Linked DNA regions of Homo sapiens: regions 2 and 3 are each linked to region 1. The links are chromatin contacts, found by Hi-C or POLR2A ChIA-PET in ENCODE. All regions are on one chromosome and are shown on one strand. Each heading gives the region's core, a stretch centred on a gene start or an enhancer-like site at or near the end of the contact. The rest is flanking DNA. Distances are from core to core; before and after follow the strand shown.

Evidence for each region. Hi-C counts contacts between places; a loop is a spot of excess contacts on that map. ChIA-PET counts read pairs that join two places held with the same protein, here RNA polymerase II (POLR2A). Pooled maps may share reads with other maps.
Region 2: a pooled map shows a loop between it and region 1 (2.5-fold over the local background). The contact joins the enhancer-like site here to the promoter of PRKRIP1 in region 1. A Hi-C loop is called at or near these places in 2 of 37 single-sample maps with no recorded cell type and 8 of 50 pooled maps. POLR2A ChIA-PET finds 5 or more read pairs at or near these places in 1 of 52 experiments (H1).
Region 3: a loop to region 1 is called in a pooled map, with 7 times the contacts of the local background. The contact joins the enhancer-like site here to the promoter of PRKRIP1 in region 1. A Hi-C loop is called at or near these places in 6 of 37 single-sample maps with no recorded cell type and 9 of 50 pooled maps. POLR2A ChIA-PET finds 5 or more read pairs at or near these places in 2 of 52 experiments (H1 and OCI-LY7).

What each region holds. Positions count from the first base shown.
Region 1 is chr7:102,394,303-102,397,978 of GRCh38, reverse strand. PRKRIP1 (PRKR interacting protein 1) reads right to left here and starts at 1,616. Exons shown (of 6, transcript NM_024653.4): 1 at 1,442-1,616; 2 at 281-359. The coding sequence starts at 1,567. LOC100630923 (LOC100289561-PRKRIP1 readthrough) reads right to left here. Exons shown (of 9, transcript NR_038967.1): 5 at 281-359. RefSeq lists enhancers at 1,098-1,639, 1,421-1,660 and a silencer at 1,681-1,760.
Region 2 is chr7:101,732,296-101,735,971 of GRCh38, reverse strand. No RefSeq gene overlaps it. Among named protein-coding and RNA genes, the nearest start is that of CUX1, 83 kb to the left of the region's middle. RefSeq lists an enhancer at 1,732-2,630. Within about 2 kb of position 1,996, at least 15 of the 41 ENCODE cell types and tissues checked have a DNase peak (open chromatin) inside an H3K27ac peak, as active enhancers do.
Region 3 is chr7:101,855,045-101,858,720 of GRCh38, reverse strand. All of the region lies in intron 1 of CUX1 (cut like homeobox 1), which reads right to left. Among named protein-coding and RNA genes, the nearest start is that of CUX1, 39 kb to the right of the region's middle. RefSeq lists an enhancer at 1,670-1,799. Within about 2 kb of position 2,125, at least 40 of the 41 ENCODE cell types and tissues checked have a DNase peak (open chromatin) inside an H3K27ac peak, as active enhancers do; they include OCI-LY7, where a contact is called at or near this core.

The sequences.
Region 1 (3,676 bases), core at 367-2,866:
GCCTCCTGGGTTCACGCCATTCTCCTGCCTCAGCCTCCCAAGTAGCTGGGACTACAGGTGCCTGCCACCACGCCCGGCTAATTTTTTTTGTATTTTTAGTAGAGACGGGGTTTCACCGTGTTAGCCAGGATGGTCTCGATCTCCTGACCTCATGATCCGCCCGCCTCGGCCTCCCAAAGTGCTGGGATTAGAGGCATGAGCCACCACGCCCAGCCTATAGCTACCTTAAAAAATTATATTTACACACACACACACACACACACACACACACAGCCATTACCCATGACATCTCGGACAAATTCTGGGGGAGGTCGAGGTGCCCATTCACTCATTTTCTCTGGAATTGGAACTGCTTTGTCCTGCAACATTTAAACATGAAAGCATTTAAGTATAAACCTGTTGACAAAATTATATATCTCCCTCTCTTTTTTTAGAGACAGGTTCTTGCTCTGTTCCTCAGGCTGGAGTGCAGTGGTGCAATCAGAGCTCACTGCAGCCTTGAACTCCTGGGCTCAAGTGATCCTCCCGGTTCAGTCTCCAGAATAGTTAGGACTCTCAGGCGTACACCACCACACCAGGCAATTTTTTTATTTTTGTAAAGACAGGGACCCACTATGTTGCCCAGGCTGGTCTTGAACTCCTTCCTGGCCTCGGACCATCCTCCCGCCTGGCCTCCCAAAGCGCTGAAATTACAGGCAGGGGCCACAGCACCCAGCCCAAGTTACATCTCTTAAGACCAAAGAATTTTAATTGACTAATGAAGCAGGACTGCTTTGCTACTTGGACACAGAGCTGATTTTGTGTTCTTCCCTCTGTCGTGGCTTTTTTCATCCTATGTACTCTTGGGTATAACACAGTCCACACCTTCCCAGGGCTACGCTTTCCAGAGCAGAACTGAAAAACCTAAGCCATAGTTTCCAGCTAGAAACCGCCAACTTTAACACTACTAGATAAGAAGAGTCAAGCTTTTCTAGTTAAAGGTATAAAGGACGTTCCCGTTCAATTGTTTTTATGATTGAGGGGACCGAGGCCCAGAGGGGGTGTGAGCGGGAGAGGAGTGACCAGCTCCAAACGTCTCGGCCACTGTCTCTCTAACGATCAGTGTTGTTTAGAGTATACCCTTTTGCTAACCCACAAATTCTACCTTTTCAGTCTAACGCTTTTTGTTCACAGAAAGTTAAACCAGAAGGGGTCTTGGAGCACGGGAAGCCGCTCCACCGTGCTTTGATTCAAGCTGGGCTCTCACACAAGGACAGACGGGAAGTTCACTATCTCCGGGACAGCCTCCTTCTCCTCCTCCTCCCCAAAGACTGCTCTTGGAGGGTCGGATACTGAGTTTCTGAGTTTGGAGGCGGGGAAGGTGGACCTGCGGGAACCCTGAAGCGCTGCAGAGGAAGGGGGTGGGCCTCGGACGGGCCGTGGAGCCTGGGCCTCGTCTCACCGGGTTCTTCATGAGCCGCTCCAGCTTGAGCTTCTGCTCCTCCGCCGCATTCTTGGGGATGACGAGCGTCTGCGGCTCTTTCTTGGGCCTCGGTGGTCGCACCGAGGAGGCGGCTGGGCTAGCCATGGCAGCCTTCCAGTTTCACAAGCGAGCGGCGGCGTCGGCGCGCAAGTATGACGACACAGCCGCGCGCCGGCGACGCATACGCAGTCTCCGCAGAGGGGAACGGAGGCGGGGTTGCAAGGCGCAAGCAGCCTGCTGAATATTCATGAGCCTGAGGCTGGCGTGGGTTATTGTGTTCAAAGCTGCGGGGTTTCATTTCCTGTTCCTGAACAACAAATCAGTGCAGCTAGATGCTCACGTCCCTGAAGGGGAGGTGGCCCTCCGTGCCTGAGTAGCCTGGCCCTAGCCGACCTCTCCAGTCCCCGCGGGCGTCTTCGTGCCACCGAGCAGCCCCGCTGATGCTCTCGGCACCTCCTCCCCGTCGGCTCTCCTCGCCTCCCGGCTTTGTCCGGGCACTTCCTTGGATCTGGTGCCCCCTCCTCCATTTCTGACAATCTCCTGTTTACATAAGACAGCGCAAACATGTCACTGAGCTTCCTGAAGACTGGGACATTCCTCCTTTGTCCGCCTTGAATTACTCTATACCTGGCCCCCCGCAAATACACCTCTGCCAATGAATGACCGTCTCGTAGTGTGAGGCACAGTAATAAACCTAAGGAACCATGTCTGCTCATTCTGCTTGCGAGCAGGATTTCACAAAGGCCGTGACTCGGTGACTGAGCGCAGCCCTCTCCAATAACGCCCTGAACAATAAGCTGGGAAGAGCGAGAGAGAACACAGGTTTCCACCTCTCTTGCCTGAACACTGCATTTTTAGAAAAGACAAGTTCAATGATCCTAGCCCCTGCCTCTTCCTGTACATAATCTCTGACGGGATTAATGATTATGCTTCTATAACTTTTTTTTTTTTTTTAGAGACAGGGTCTCGCTTGGTTGCCCAGGCTGGAGTGCAGGGGCTCGATCATAGGTCACTGCTGCCTTGAACTCCCGGGTTCAGGCACTCCTCCCACCTCAGCCTCCTGAGTAGCTGAGACTACAGGCGCATGCCACCACACCCAGTTAATTTTTTATTTTTATTTTTTGCAGAGACAAGGTGTTGCTGTGATGCCCAGGCTGGTCTTGAACTCCTGGGCTCAAGCGATCCTCCTGCCTGGGCCTCCGAAAGTGCTGAAATTATAGGTGTTAAGTCACCATGCCCAGCCAAGCCTCTGTAATCTGTAACTAGATAATACCCTCACACACAGCCTTGATGAAATTTTGCTCTATTGTTAACTTCTGAGCACATTAGATATAACTTTTTTTTTTTTTTTTTGAGACAGAGTCTCACTCTGTCCCCCAGGCTAGAGCTCAGTGATGCAATCTCGGCTGACTGCAGCCTCTGCCTCCCAGGTTCAAGTGATCCTCCTGCTTCAGTCTCCTGAGTAGCTGGGAATACAGGTGCACGCCACCACGCCTGGCTAATTATTGTATTTTTAGTAGAGATGGAGTTTCACCATGTTGGCCAGGCTTGTCTCGAACTCCTGACATCAGGTGATCCACCCGCCTCAGCCTCCCAAAGTGCTGGGATTATAGGCATGAGCCACCACGCCCAGCTTGATATAACTTCTGAGCACATGCAGGGCACCACCAACTGTATATAAATGTTTTTATATAAACTGTATATAAATATAAATATATAAATGTGTGCTGAAACTCTGTTTTGGAGCAGTTTAACAAACTCTGTGAAAGACTTTCCCTGGTTACAGTCCTCAGTAAGATTGCAAAAAACCAACCTTAATTTTTTAAAAGCCTGATTTTTTGTTTAGTTGACATTGAGAAACAGAAAAGGCCCGGCATGGTGGCTCACACGTGTAATCCCAACGTTTTGGGAGGCCGAGATGGGCAGATCACTTGAAGTCAGGAGTTTGAGACCAGCATGGCCAACATGGTGAAACCCCATCTCTATTAAAAATACAAAAATTAGCCAGGTGTGGTGGTGTGTGCCTGTAATCCCAGCTATTCAGGAGGCTGAGACAGGAGAATAGCTTGAAACTGGGAGATGGAGGTTGCTGTGAGCCAAGATCGTGCCACTGCACTCCAGCCTGGGTGACAGAGCAAGACTCTGTGTCTAAAAAAAAGAAAAAGAAAAAGAAAAAAAAATTAGAGAGAGAAAGAGAAAGAGAAAAGCTGTTGC
Region 2 (3,676 bases), core at 747-3,246, 660 kb after region 1:
GCAGTGGCATGATCTCAGCTCACTGCAACCTCCACCTCCTGGGTTCAAACGATTCTCCTGCCTCAGCCTCCAGAGTAGCTGAGACTACAGGTGCGTGCCACCATGCCTGGCTAATTTTTTATATTTTTAGTAGAGACGGGGTTTCACTGTGTTAGCCAGGATGGTCTTGATCTCCTGACCTTGTGATCTGCCCGCCTCAGCCTCCCAAAGTGCTGGGATTACAGGTGTGAGCCACTGTGACCGGCTGCTAATTTTTGTTTTTTAGAGACAGAATATCCCTCTGTCACCCAGGCTGGATGACAGTGGCATGATGTTCATAGCTCACACTGCAGCCTCGACCTCCTGGGCTCAAGCAGTCCTCCCACCTCAGCCTCCTGAGTAGCTGGGACTGCAGGCCCGCACCACTGGGAATGCAGTGCATGGCTAATTTTAAAATTTTTTGTAGATTTGGGGTCTTGCTTTGTTGCCTATGCTGGTCTGGAACTCCAGGCCTCAAGCGATCCTCCCGTCTCGGCCTCCCAAAGTGCTGGCATTACAGGTGTGAGCCACCGCGCCTGAAGGAATTGTACAATTCATTGTTACTGTGGCCCCATCAGAATAAAATCCCAGTTCCAAAACCTTCCTTGTTTCACATTTCTTCTTCCTCTCTTCCCTCCTTTCTTCTTTCTTTCTATAGCTGGGGTCTGAGCTAGCATTTTAGCCTGCAAAAATTAGGCCAGGCTCAAGCCTTGCCTTTACAGAGCTTGGATTCTGGTTGAGCCAGCCGGCTACAATTCACGTGCCCACATGAGACGTCAGGTTGTACATATATCCTTCAGGTACAGACACAACATGCTGGGGCCCAGAGAGGGAACATAGATTCAGAGTAAGCTCTGGACAGATCTCTTCTGTTCTGTGGGCCTCAATTCCTGCCTGGTGAGAAGAGGTGGCACAAGGCCTGGCCAGCTGGGAATAGGATTCAGGGTATGGGGGTTGCGGTCTCAGGAGGAGGCTTGGTAGAGTGGGAGGTAAACCCTCTCAGAGATCCCTGAGCTGGCCTGTCTGTTCAGACGCTCTGAAAACCTCTCATGACCTGGGACCCAGCTCTGGCTGTAAGGGAGTCATTTTGGAGGCTGTCCAAAGATTCTAAGTCTGCAGGGAGAACTCAAAAAGCGTGGGGAGGGCTGGGCGAGGTGGCTCACACCTGTAATCCCAGCACTTTGGGAGGCCGAGGCGGGCCTGATCACTGCAGTGAACTCCTGATCACTGCAGGTCAGGAGTTCAAGACCAGCCTGGCCAACATGGGTGAAACTCCGTCTCTACTAAAAATACTAAAATTAGCCAGATGTGGTGGCACGCGCCTGCAATCCTAGCTACTTGGGAGGCTGAGGCAGGAGAATCGCTTGAACTCGGGAGGCGGAGGTTGCAGTGAGCCGACATTGCACCACTGCACTCCAGCCTGGATGACAGAGTGAGACTCCGTCTTGGAAAAAAAAAAAATAGTGCTCAGGGAGCTGGCGCTACAGGAGAGGGCAGGTGGCCAGAGGGCTCCCTTCTCTGCCCCTCTGAGGCTCTGTGTGGATCCAGCTCAGGCTGTTTTGGTCATTCCAGCTCTGGTCACCGCCTCTGATTTATTAGCTGTGGGTTTGTCGGATGGTGAAGCGAAGGTTCCCAGCAAGGCCGGGAGGTTTGCAGGAATTTATTTCACACTTGACTATTTTTTCTAACACCTACTAATGTCCTTCATGTTGGACCCAAAGTTCCCGGCCTCTCCCTTCTTCCAAAATGTTTCAGGGACTGGAGAGGGGAGAGCGCCTGGAAGTCTTCCAGTAGTGGCCAGCCACCAGCCTGCAGGCAGATGGGTGAGAAGGGGGATGGGAGTGGCGGGGGGCGGGGGGTGAGGGTGGGGATAGTGGGAGGGTGGCAGGAGGCTGTGCTGAGAGCCAGGGCAGGGAGGTCAGGTTTCAGGTTTCAGTTTCCCTTGAAAACAGCCCTGCGCCGGCCCGGCCGGCAGAGAGCCTGGCTTCCCTATGCAATCATTACGTTTCTCAGAGACTCAGTGCCACCACCGGTAAAATGGGCATGCCGAAGGGCTGTGGTCAGGACAAAATGAATCAGGAGGTGTGTGTTAATGCCTGGGGCAGCGGCGGGCCCCTCACAAGGGCTGGATGTGAGCGGCCGAATCTGTCTTTAATCCCCCTGCGGAAGCTGGAACGGGAAGCTGTGTTCCGGGCCAAGCTTTCTCTGCCCACTTGGCCGGCATCTCCTTTCTCTGGTGTTTCTGTTGAAATTTTACTGTTCAGAAGCATTTCCACTGCCTGGCTAGTTATTCAGCAGGACCCTGTTTGATCCATTCCCCAGTCCTGTCTCTTCTTCCTGCTGTCATGGAGCTCACTCTGTTGTTAGGGGGCAGGGGTACAGGGAATATGAGGGTTCCCAGAGAGGCAAAATGAAAAAACCCCTGCTGGCATGTGACCAGCACCCATTGGCTGTAACTTTGCTCCAGTTCACATCTTTTTTTTTTTTTTTTTTTTTTAAAGATGAGTCTTGCTCTGTTGCCCAGGCTGGAGTGCAGTGGCACGATCTTGGCTCACTGCAACCTCTACCTTCTGGGTTCAGGCGATTCTCCTGTCTCAGCCTCCTGAATAGCTGGAATTACAGGCGTGTACCACCATGCCCAGCTAATTTTTGTATTTTTAGTAGAAATGGGGTTTCACCACATTGGCCAGGCTGGTCTCGAACTCCTGGCCTCAAGTGATCTGCCCACCTCAGCCTCCAAAAGTGCTGGGATTACAGGCGTGAGCCACTGCGCCCAGCCTGCTCCAGTTTACCTCTTAAAAAAAATAAAATGCACAGAACTGGACCTCCTTGAGAGAGTGGGGAATAGGTGTAGGTTTGGGGCAAGGAGAAGGACAAGCATAGGGAACAGCCAGGGAAGGATGCTCAGAGGCTCTTCCTATTTTGCTCTTGTTCCCTGTAATCAGCATCTGCCATGGCCCCTCAGCAGCCCAGCCCAGCTTCACAGCAGGGACTCTAAGGAAGGGTCCTAGGCCAAAAGCTGTGGCTCAGGCCTGTAATACTAGTACTTTAGAAGGCCTAGGTGGGAGGATGGCTTGAGGCCAAGAGTTCAAGACCAGCCTGGGCAACATAGCGAGACTACCCACCCCATCTCTACAGAAAGATTTAAACATTAGCCAGGCATGGTGGCATGCACCTGTAGTCTCAGCTACTTAGGAGGTTGAGACAGGAGGATCGCTTGAACCCAGGAATTGGAGGCTGCGATGAGCTAGGATTGCGCCACTGCAGTCCAGCTTGGGGAACAGAGTAAGATCCTCTCCAAAGAAAAAAATAAAGGAATGGTCCTAGAGTTCTGCTGCCTTTGAGAACATCCACACTAGTCACAGAGGAAGCTGACAGAAGGGTGTGTGGTGGGTGTCTTACTTCTTTTATTTATTTGTTTGTTTGCTTGTTTATTTATTTTGGGACAGAGTCTCACTCTGTCACCCAAGCTGGAGTGCAGTGATGCGATCTCGGCTTACTGCAACCTCCGCCTCCCGGGTTCAAGCGATTCTCCTGCCTCAGCCTCCTGAGTAGCTGGGATTACAGGCAACCACCAGCATGCCGGGCTAATTTTTGCATTTTTAGTAGAGACGGGGATTCACCATGTTGGCCAGGCTGGTTTCGAACTCCTGACCTC
Region 3 (3,676 bases), core at 876-3,375, 540 kb after region 1:
GCACTCCAGCCTGGGCCACAGAGCAAGACGCCATCTCAAAAAAAAAAAAAAAAAAAAAAGGCATTCGCATTCTAAGGGCCAAAGTATACCCTCACTAAACCACCACAGCTCACAACTAACTCACTCAACATAGGGCTCACTGAGCATTTGCTGTTGTGGGTGCTAAGAACAAAGTCATTGTTTTCAGAATTCAAACATTCTTTCGGGTGAGAGGAGTGGAAGACACAGGTTTTATAAGTAGGGGATCATGTGCAGATAAGTCATTGAAGAAGAAAAAGTCAGGGAAGGCGGGAGGGACCAAGAAGGGATGGGTGAGGATGGCTCCTCTGAGAAGGGGACATGTGAGCTGAGACCTAAGAAAGTAAAACCTAACCATCACAAACCAAAGTCGGCCTCTAAAATGGGATCCCCACCACCAACCCCAAAACCAGATACTACAATGCTCTTGGCCGGGTTTTTAGCCATGTGCTTGGTTAGCTGCTGCTTAACTTTATTCTTAAGGAATCTACATACTGCATTTTTTTAAAGCAGGTTCCCTGGTAAGAAACCCTACTCCTCAGAAACAACAAAAATAGTATGTTCTGTTTTCTCTTTTTTTGAGACAGAGTCTCGCTCTGTTGCCCAGGTTGGAGTGCAGTGGCACCATCTTGGCTCACTGTAACCTCCGCCTCCTGGGTTCAAGTGATTCTCCTGCCTCAGCCTCCCGAGGAGCTGGGAGTACAGGTGCGTGCCACCACATTCGGCTAATTTTTGTATTTTTAGTAGAGACGGGGTTTCACCATGTTGGCCAGGCTGGTCTTGAACTCCTGACCTCAAGTGATCCTCCCACTTCGGCCTCCCAAAGTGCTGGGATTACAGGCGTGAGCCACCACCCCCAGCCCTTACTGTTAAATGACCATGATGAAGCTGATTTCTACAAATACACCAGGAGGAAGAGCTAAGGGGGGAAAAAAATTCCCTGCAAAATAAAACGAAACAAAGCTCCTTGCAATTATGCAAAGCTATAGCACAGCTAAGTTATTCTGAGCTAACTCAACCTAGAGGGGTGACGGCCTGGCAAAGGGGGTCATCCGACCCAGCCAGACAAGCTCCGTCTTTCCCTTCCTGCTTCACTCATTTCTGAAAAGAACAGTTCCAGTTTAAAGTAACCCAGCAAATTCATCCTCAACGGGTGAAACCCCATCCTCGCTTCACCTGACTCAAAGCGTGCGCTGCTTTAATTCAAAACAGCTGACTTCGGAGGCCTACAGTCCTCATTTTTCATCCGTCCCCATCATACCAAAAGCAGACTATGTAAGTAAGAGCGGTGAAAGGCCTTTCTGTGCTGAAAACATATTTTATGTATTGAAAAGTACTTGGTGGCCACGCATCTTAACTCCTGAAGAAGAAAATAGTTATTTCTTTTTATTTCTGCAGATATTTCAAAAATATGATAGGTATTGAATGCTAGGCCTGTGACAGGCAAAATGCCCTGTAGGAGGTGCCCGGGTTTCAGAGTCAAGCACAGCCCCCAATCAGATAAGCAGAGGCCTGGGAGAGGGAGGACATCAGGACCCACGTGACGCTAACACCGGGCGGGGTAAGGGCAGGAACATGGCGCAGGCCCAAAAGTGGCCCGCGGCGGGTGGTACGGGGCAGGACAGAGTCCACCTGCTGGAGAGGATCTGAAGGGCCTCGTCCTAACAGAAACAGGAACCGGAGCTGGGCAGGACTTCAGAGGCTGAAGGATGGGAGAGGGAGGGTGCGCCCAGGAGGAGGCACAGCTTGAGCAGAGGCGTGGCTGCATGACCGCGGAGGGAGGGTTCACACCCGGGGCCTGTGGTACGGCTGGCAGGCGTGGGAGAGCCAAGGTGGGGACACAGAGAGGTCAAGGAGGCCGAGGCCGAAAAGGGACCACAGAATTTGGCTACAAGAAAGCAGTTTCAGTTTAACGATGACAAGGGAGCCCGAGTGAAGAGGAAAACCTGTCAACTCCTCGTGAAAGTCGGGAGGGTTTCTGCGTAGAAAAAAACAGCGTTCAGCAGCTCAGTTGGCTGCCGTGAAGTCATCAGAACTAGAGGAAGAGTTGGACTTGCTCTAGTGAGGACAGCTTTTGAAGTCACTAACCACAAGGAGGAAGCCTTCCCCTCTGGGCCTGCAGGAAACAGATTGCGTGGCTTTGTCTGTCCTGGCTGGGGAACGCATGACACGCTGAAGGGTTTTCCAGCTCTAGGGAAGAAAATTCATCTTTCTGTAAAGTCCACTTCGTCTTCCATTATCTACCAGACTTCTTGATGGGACCATTTTTAGAGCCTTCAGTGAAAGAATGGAAAACACTAACTTGGATAAACAATTAAGAGTAGGGAGGGAAATAGGTGAAGACGCAACTCTGATGAAATAAACAAACCGCAACCGTGGAATAACATTCTGGTTATTATGGGTCGTGATTAACGGCTCCCTGCGTTGATGGCTGAAAACTTGTGCTTTACTGCACACTTCCAGCAGAATTTAGCTGCTTTTTTCTTTCTTGTTTCCTTTTTTTTTTTTTTTTTTTTTTTTGAGACAGGGTCTCACTCTGTCACCCAGACTGGAGTGCAATGGCTTGATCATAGCTCACTGCAGCCTTGACCTCCTGCTGGACTCAAGCGATCCTTCAGCCTCAGCCCCCAAGGAGCTGAGACTACAGATGCACGCCACCACACCTGGCCAATTTTTCTTATTTTTTGTACAGACGGGTTCTTGCTATGTTGCCCAGGCTAGTCACAAACTCCTGGGCTCAAGTGATCCTCCCGCCTCAGCCTCCCAACGTGCTGGGATTACAGGCGCTAAACCAGCACTTAAGCTGCATTTTTTTTTTTTTTTTTGAGCTGGAAACTCCTTCTACCGCCCAGGCTGGAGTGCAATGGCACAATCTTGGCTCACTGCAACCTCCGCCTCTCGGGTTCAAGCGATTCCCCTGCCTCAGCCTCCCGAGTAGCTGGGATTACAGGCGTCTGCCACTGCGCCCAGCTAATTTTTGTATTTTTAGTAGAGACGGGGTTTCACCATGTTGGCCAGGCTGGTCTGGAATTCCTGACCTCGTGATCCACCCGCCTTGACCTCCCAAAGTGCTGGGATTACAGGCATGAGCCACCGCGCCCGGCCTTAAGCTGCTTTTTAACACATGGGGAGAACACAGAGAAAGTACCAAAATGAATGTTGTAACTCAATTCTAAAATACGTGAAAATATACTGAAGACTCTTCCATTGCATCATCTTGTAAATTCAGGTGAAATCCTGCCTGTCCCTACCTAGGCCTCATTTTCCTTATCAACCTATGAGAAACGACCAGGCATTTCTTGGGTCCCCAGCACCCTGGAGAAAGAGACCACTCGGAGGACACGGCCCCTCACCTCATGGTCCCCCTGGCAGGCAAGGCCACCGGGCCAATTAATGGAAGTCAGTGACCAGCAACTGGAAGGGCTACAGGGTTTGGGAGGAGATAGAGCCTCTGAGGTTGGAAAGGCGGCCAGGGTTTCACTGGGAGGCAGGGCCTGGGCCAGGCTCCAAGGGACGGGGTCCAGCCCCCAGCAAAGCATCAGCACACACTTCAGCAGGAGGTAAGATGCCACGGCACTGGGGAAATTTTTAAGCAAGAGGGAAGAGGATGCATTAACAGAGAAGAGGGAGGTCACCATTGTGGGGCATTGCAATCCAA